Regions from separate parts of the Homo sapiens genome. Here region 1 is linked to region 2. A link is a contact called in ENCODE Hi-C or POLR2A ChIA-PET data. All regions are on one chromosome and are shown on one strand. Each heading gives the region's core, a stretch centred on a gene start or an enhancer-like site at or near the end of the contact. The rest is flanking DNA. Distances are from core to core; before and after follow the strand shown.

What was found. Hi-C counts contacts between places; a loop is a spot of excess contacts on that map. ChIA-PET counts read pairs that join two places held with the same protein, here RNA polymerase II (POLR2A). Pooled maps may share reads with other maps.
Region 1: a loop to region 2 is called in a pooled map, with 2.3 times the contacts of the local background. The contact joins two enhancer-like sites. A Hi-C loop is called at or near these places in 1 of 168 maps with a recorded cell type or tissue (GM20431) and 2 of 50 pooled maps. POLR2A ChIA-PET finds 5 or more read pairs at or near these places in 1 of 52 experiments (activated CD4-positive, alpha-beta T cell).

The regions. Positions count from the first base shown.
Region 1 is chr16:7,403,523-7,407,322 of GRCh38, forward strand. The region is part of intron 4 of RBFOX1 (RNA binding fox-1 homolog 1); the gene reads left to right. Among named protein-coding and RNA genes, the nearest start is that of LINC02152, 890 kb to the right of the region's middle. Within about 2 kb of position 1,814, at least 3 of the 41 ENCODE cell types and tissues checked have a DNase peak (open chromatin) inside an H3K27ac peak, as active enhancers do.
Region 2 is chr16:7,361,217-7,364,920 of GRCh38, forward strand. All of the region lies in intron 4 of RBFOX1 (RNA binding fox-1 homolog 1), which reads left to right. Among named protein-coding and RNA genes, the nearest start is that of LINC02152, 930 kb to the right of the region's middle. Within about 2 kb of position 2,362, at least 5 of the 41 ENCODE cell types and tissues checked have a DNase peak (open chromatin) inside an H3K27ac peak, as active enhancers do.

The DNA.
Region 1 (3,800 bases), core at 564-3,063, 42 kb after region 2:
TGTCCTCCAGGTTCACCCATATTATTGCAAATGAGAGAATCCCCCCCCCCCCACTTTTTTTTTGCCCAGTCTGGAGTGCAATGGCACAATCTCAGGTCAGGGCAACCTCCGCCTCCCAAGTTCAAGTGATTCTCCTGCCTCAGCCTCCTGAATAGCTGGGATTACAGGCACCTGCCACTACTCCATGTGAATTTTGTATTTTTAGTAGAGACAGGGTTTCACCATGTTGGCCAGGTTGGTCTCGAACTCCTGACCTCAGGTGAACCACACACCTCAGCCTCCCAAAGTGCTGGGATTATAGGCGTGAGCCACCATGCCGGGGCTCCTTGTTTTCTTAATAGATGAATAATATTCTAGTACGTACATAAATTTTAATTAAATATTATTCTTTTATATATATATATAACCTTTTTAATTCATTCATTTGTTAATGGGTGCTTAAGTTGTTTTTATTATTGTGAATATGCCGCAGTGAACATGGGAGTGCATATCCTGATTTCATTTCCTTTTATTTTATTTTATTTTATTTTATTTTATTTTATTTTATTGAGACGGAGTCTCACTCTGTCACCCAGGCTAGAGTGCAGTGACTCATTCTCGGCTCACTGCTACCTCCACCTCCCAGGTTCAAGCGATTCTCCTGCCTCAGCCTCCTGAGTAGCTGTGATTACACGTGTGAGACCCCATACTTGGCTAAGTTTTGTATTTTTAGTACAGACGGGGTTTCACCATGTTAGTCAGGCTGGTCTCTAACTCCTGACCTCAGGTGATCTGCCTGCCTCAGCCTCCCAAAGTGCTGGGATTCCAGGCATAAGCCACCGTGCCCAGCCGACATAGGAATTTATTTAGTGTCACCTTGTAGGTCACTGACCTATCAGGGACAGGCCTCCAAGCTTCTGACATCCAGTGATAGCTTCTTAGAGGTGAATGATGACGGCTCCTGTTAACATTTTCTGGCAGGCACTGCGTGAAGCACTTGGCATAAATGACCTCCATAGATAGGTGCTATTATCATTTCTGCTTCACAGTTCAAAAAGTAAAGGCTTAAAGAATGTAAATAATTTACACCTGAGTGACCAGTACCTACACCTCAGAAGAGACCCTGTCTCTCAGTCATGCTGTGCTGCCAGCGTTGGAAATAGGTAGCAAGTCTGTGGATATTAAAAGAATGCTTTTTCAGAAAAAACAAACAAACAAACAAACAAAACCGAATGCACTTTTTAATTATCTGATTCCTTGTTGTCACGTCTTTATCAGGTAGAATGCACAATAGGTTATCATTCCCTTTTCACTGACGCAGAAACAGATGTGGGCTCTCCTGGAATGTGTTATGAATTGGGTGAGGGGTGCCGTTCAGGATGGCGTTCCTGGGTCAATGGATTTTATTTCCAGTGAGTAGATATGTGGGCGTAGGTCCTCGTTTCTCATGTCTACTCCCTCTAGTAGAGATGATTTTACTCCACAGCAGGAAAGATGCCTGCTACACCACAAAGGGTATTATTTCGGTTACGGTAATAACGCATAAGGGTGTGTTTTCAAAGCTGGGCAGTGCATGCTTGCCAGGTTGCAGGGTGATTCTTGAGAGCTTTCTGGGCCCATCCTAGAGAAAAATCTCCAGTGAGGCTGCAGTTGCAATTTATTTCCTCATTCTAGCAAGAAAGCTCTTGACGATACAGCAGTGTTTGTTTTCTGCTTGGTAAAGTAGAAAGGAAAACAGCAGAAATTAGCACGGCGCAGCGCTGATGCCAGCCCAGAGGCAGGGCCTCTCCTGGTAGCCCCCCCGCTGCAAACCTTTGCCGCTGGAAAGCCTTCAGCTGCGATGAGATTAGCAGATGCAGCAGTTCACTCCAAGGCGCTGTGCAGTTTTTTCCCTGTTCCACCAGGTGTTGCCAGAGAACATTGAGCGGAGCTGAGCTCCGGGCGAAGTGTGTTCCCAGCTGCTCTGGAACACTCGGGCTGTTCTGAAGGCAGCAATTAAATGAGTTATGCTGACCGGAGCAACCCTCTTCCTTGCACGTTTAAATATGCCTCCCGTGTGCGCCTCATGCCTCACATTTCAAATAAACACATTTTTGATGTGCCTTTGGATCTGCTCACACATTGTTATATTGGAGGAATCAGAGCAAGCAAGGCTGTGCGGATCCAGGCTGCAACTCAGGTCCCAGCTGCACCTGTGGTCAGCCTTCCCTGTTACCAGAAAGTGGACAGTAAGCTTGGATGACACAGAGGGGGTTCTCAGTGCTAGGGTTTTTGCCTGGTAAGTAAAGGTAGTTCCTTCTAACACCTGTTTCCTTTCCACTCTTCCATACCTGGAGCATTGAGATCACAGTCCTAGGTCTGTGATTCTCAGGCAGTTGTGGCTCTGTGTCCCCAGGGTGCATTTGGCCATGTCCAGAGACATTTTTAGTTGTCACGACTGGGCAGTTGAGGGATGCAACTGACATCGAGTAGGTAGAGCCTGAGATGCTGCAATTGATCCTGCAACACACAGAGCATATCCCCCACAACAAAGAATTACCTGGTTTGAAATATTGGCAATAGTGAAGGGAAGGGGAGAAACCCCATTCTGGAGGTGAAGGCTTTCTTGGCAAGATACCCGCATTGCCCAAAACACAGAGTACAATCTTTGAAACTGTGGTTTTTCCAGAAAACCTCATCTAGATCATGACACCTAAACATCATGCCTCACCAAGGTAACATCCCCACCAAGGATTAAAGAAGAGTTGCCATATGCCATGGGCCTACTATGTGCCAAATACCTTGTTCATACGGTTTCTAATCCTTACAGAAATAATGTTGAGTGGGATTACTGCACTGCGTTATAGAAGAGTAAACCGAGGCCCAGAGCTCTTGCTTTCCTTGTTCAGAATACCTGGCTACTACGTATGGGAGCCTTGTTTTCATCCAGTCCCTTCCTTTTACTGTGTCACCCTGTGGCCCAGAGGGTGGATGGATGTGGGTTTCCAAAAGAAAACCTACTTTCGAATCTTGCTTTTGAGTGGACAGTAAATTAGAGAGTGATGCAAAAACATTTAGAAGGAAAAACAATTAAAAAATACAAACTTTCCGGAATCCAGTGTTGGCCTGCCTCTAAAACTCTCTGCCTTCCAAAGTGACCACGCACCCACATGGCAGATTGTTACCTGACACCTTCTGAGTCCCTTTTCAGTTACTGCTTTGGCAAATTACTACAAATTCCGTGGCTTACAACATCACAGAGTGACTCTCTTAGCGTTCCAGAGGCAAAAAGACTGAAGTAGGTCTTACTGTACTAAACTTGAGGCTTCTGCAGGGCTGTTTCTTCTGGAAATCTAGGGGAAAGTCCATTTCCTTGCATTTTCTAGTTTCTAGAGGCCACCTGCTTTCCTTGGCTCATGGCCCCTTCCTCCGTCTCCAATGCTATCAGTGTAGCATTTTCAAATCTCTCTCTGTCTCTGCCTCTGCGTTTGTATGTCCTGTGATCTCTTAAGGACCCAAGTGAGTATGCTGACTAACCCTAAGATAATCAAAGATAATCTCCCCATCTCGAGACCCTGATCTTAATGTTTTTTATTTTCATAGGTTTTTGGGGGAACGGGTGGTATTTGGTTACATGAGTCACCTTTAGTGGTGATTTGTGCGATTTTGGTGTGCCCATCACCAGAGCAGTATACACTGAATCTGATTTGTAGTCTTTGAATCACATCCATAAACTCCCTCTTGCCAGGTAAAGTGAGGATTAGGACATGAGCATGTTTGGGAGAAGGATGTTACTCTGGCTACCACAGGTAGTTTAGAGCTGCCACTGCTAGGGATAATGG
Region 2 (3,704 bases), core at 1,112-3,611:
GGTTCTGGGCTCTGAAGGCCTGTTTGTGTCATTGCACACTTTGTAGCCATTCCGTCTCGCTGGGCCTGCCTGTAATAGCAGTGCAGCTTCTAGGTGGCACTTAGAGGATGCCTAAATTGACTTAGAAAGCTTTGCATTAAGCAGATGTTTGCTCTTGGGGAAGATTAAAACCATTTTGCATCAAAGAACGAGGCTGCGGCACTTCCCTAAAGCTTGAAAGAACGGTTTCCTTTTACTTGGCTGAGGGTTACCTGGTCCCCTGCTTGACACCCTCCTAGTCCGTGAAATGGAGTAAATCCAGGTTAGACCAGGTGAGTCCGAAGGTGGCAGGTGGCTAAGGAGGATATTTCCTTTGTAGCTGTTCCCGGCCTTGTTTCTACTTATAGGGATAACTAAAGCAACCAAACACACACCAAACAGGTGGGAGACAGCAGGGAAGGATGCTTGGATATGGCTGAGCCACGTTCCTGCCTGGTAGTATGAGAATTCGAAGATGCTTGAGGCATGCTGGTGAAAGTAGGCAAAAGCAGAGAGACTCGAGGCTGCATCAAGGGGCAAACCGTGTGTATGTTTGTGTGTATGCCAGTGTGTGTATGTGTGTTAGTGTGTGTATGATTATGTATATATGTTTTGTGTGTCTGTGTGTTAGTGCGTGTGTTTTGTGTATATGTTAGTATGTGTATTTTTTTGTGTTAGTTTGCATATGTGTGTTAGTGTGTATGTGTGTGCATGTTTTGTGTGTATGTTTGTGTGTATGCCAGTGTGTGTATGTGTGTTAGTGTGTGTATGATTATGTATATATGTTTTGTGTGTACATGTGTTAGTGTGTGTGTTTTGTGTATATGTTAGTACGTGTTTTTTGGTGTTAGTTTGCATATGTGTGTTAGTGTGTGTATGTGTGTGGATGTTTTGTGTGTGTGTTAGTGTATGTGTGTTAGTGTATGTTTTGTATGCTTGCTAGTGTGTGTGTGTGTTTGTGTATGATTGTGTTTGTTTTTTATGTGTTTGTGTGTTTTGTGTGTGTTAGTATATTTTTTGTTAGTATGTGTGTTTTGTGTGTATGTTAGTATGTGTATGTTTTTCGTGTGTTTGCGTGTGTGTGTGTATGTTTTGTGTGTATGTTAGTGTATGTGTGTTTGTGTGTATGCTAGTGTGTGTGTATGTGTTAATGTGTGTGTGATTGTGTGTATATGTTTTGTGTGTATGCGTTAGTGTGTGTTCTGCGTGTACGTAGTATATATATGTTTTTGTGTGTGTTTGTGTGTTTTGTGTATATGTTAGTATGTGCATGTTTTTTGTGTGTTTACATGTGTGTCAGTGTGTAGATGTTAGTGTGTGGATGTTTTGTTTGCATGTTAGTGTGTGTATTAGTGTGTGGATGTTCTTGTGTATATGTTTTGCGTGTAGTATGTGTTTTGTGCGTATCTTAGTATGTGTATGTTTTTTATGTTAGTTTGCATATGTGTGTTAGTGTGTGTATATTTGTGTATGCATGCTAGTGTGTGCATGTTCTTGTATATATGTTTTGGGTGTATGTTAGTGTATGTTTCTGTGCGTATATGTGTGTGTGTGCATTTCAAGTGTTCACTGCCAGAGAAGTGGCTTATCAGTGGGTCAGAAGACAGCATGTACGTTTTATAATGTACCAGTTAAGAGTCCAGATGTGAGAGTCAGATATTGCTGGAGTCATTTCCTAACTCAGCTCTGCACTAGTGTGTGACCTTGGACAAGTCACTTAGCCTCTCTGAGCTTTTGTTTCCTAATTTTTGAAAAATAGGATGAGACCCACATGGAATGTCTCCTGAGGCTTAAGCAGGATGGCCTGTAAATCACCCAGTGTGGGGCCTGGATCATTGAGAGCAATGGGATGCGCTGATGGTGGTGGATACTGCTGCTCTTACGCTGTGACTGCTGGGGCTGTTGTTGCTATTTTCATTATGAGAGGCTTTGGGAGAGACAGAACTGCACAACGGATTGCCGTCAGCCTCCATCCTGAGTTCCTGGGGTCTGGGTTCTTTGTCTGTTGTGTTACTGGGCGGGGGGAAAACCTCCAGATAAACCTGTCAAGCTGTTGAGAAATCCTGTCTCCCATCTAACTACTTGTGTGTTACTTACAACGTGTGAGACTTAATGACTTCTTCTGTCCAAGGGGGTAAAACAAAGCCAATTGCATTACCTTGCCATGAGCAGCCAATGAAATGGCTAGCACAGAGCCGTTAGAACAGTGTCTGAGCCAGATTCAATCCTTCCTCCGAGGTCACCCCTGGAGCTAATAAAGGAAAAAAAAAATAAGTAAAGGCCGGGATCTTGTGGGCCTCTCAGCCTGGCAAAGTGCCTGGCATAAAATGGGTCGCCTGGCTTTTAAGGCAGTGTGCCGAGCAGCTGGGGAAAGGTCATCATGAGTTCACAGAACCTTTAAACACACTGGGACTTAAAGCCATCAGATCCCTTTTGCTGGCTCCATTTAAGTTGTTTTGTTGGAGGACAAAACCTTTTTGCTTACGGCTAAGTACATTTTATGGAGCATTTAATGATTCTTCTATAGACGTTTGAGTAGCTGTGTTTTGGTTTCAGGGGCCGAAAATAAGTGCCCAGAATCTCCCGTCAGTCTTCTTGATGTTTATTATCTGGGTGGAGGGGGAGGGACGGGGCTGCTTAGCACATGTTGGCTTCTGGGCTTCATTGTTGGCACTTCAGCAGAAGTGGGAAGAGGCATATGGCCTTCCTGGTGTCTTATGGTGAGGAAAAGAGGACATTTGAGGGGAAATATTTTTGAACAGGAAGACAGCAAGATCGTATTTGTAGGTGCGATGGAAAAGTAGAACAGCCAGTCAGCTTTGGGACTCCCAAGTCCTATTAAAGCTCACATCTTTTCAAAGCATTTTAAAGATTAGGAATCCATCTCTCCCTGTCTGTTGGTAATCGTGGGGTGCAGGAGTCTACAACAGCTCAGCTTACGTCTGACGAGCTCTTGTCTGTTACATCAGTACCTTGGGATGTGCCGGGCTAGCGGCTTTCCCATCTTCTAAGCACTTGGCTGCCAGGAAAGACGGAACCCTTTGAAGTATGAGATCTGTTTATCTTGCAGTTACTATGGAGAAAGGGCCCTGGAATTAATTGTAGGTTATTGAATTTGTCCTTTTTAAGAGGAAAAAAAATGACTACATTATGGTGCTAATTCATAGATCTTGAGATGCTAGCATTTTTTTGTGCGTGTTTAACATTTCATTTGACCATTATTAGCAGTATCAGGTTGGGTTGCTGAGTTTCAAGTACTAGAAATCTACTTGGACTATCTTTGGCAAGGGAGAGCATTTATTGGGAGGATATTGAGTAGCTCACATGATATCAAGAAGACCAAAAAAAAAAAAAACAAAAAAAAAAAACTTGGATCCCAGAAGAGAATTATTCAGCCATTAGAGGCTGGCTGTAGAATGAATGCCTTTTCTTCTATCTGAATGATCCTCTAGTCACTTTTTCTATCATCAGATCTCTCTGGTTAAAATTTGAAGTCCCAGGGCAGGGAATACTTGCTAGTTGTGTTCTCTCTCTAAGGTAATCTGTTGGAAGAAGTCAGAAGAAATCTTTAGAGCTCCCATTGTGAGGGCAACATACTTGTTTTTCTGCTTACTAACAAGGAAGAGACAATTTCTGTAAAAGGATATCAAGATGCTGTTAGGAAGGTGTAATGGATACTAGTGAAT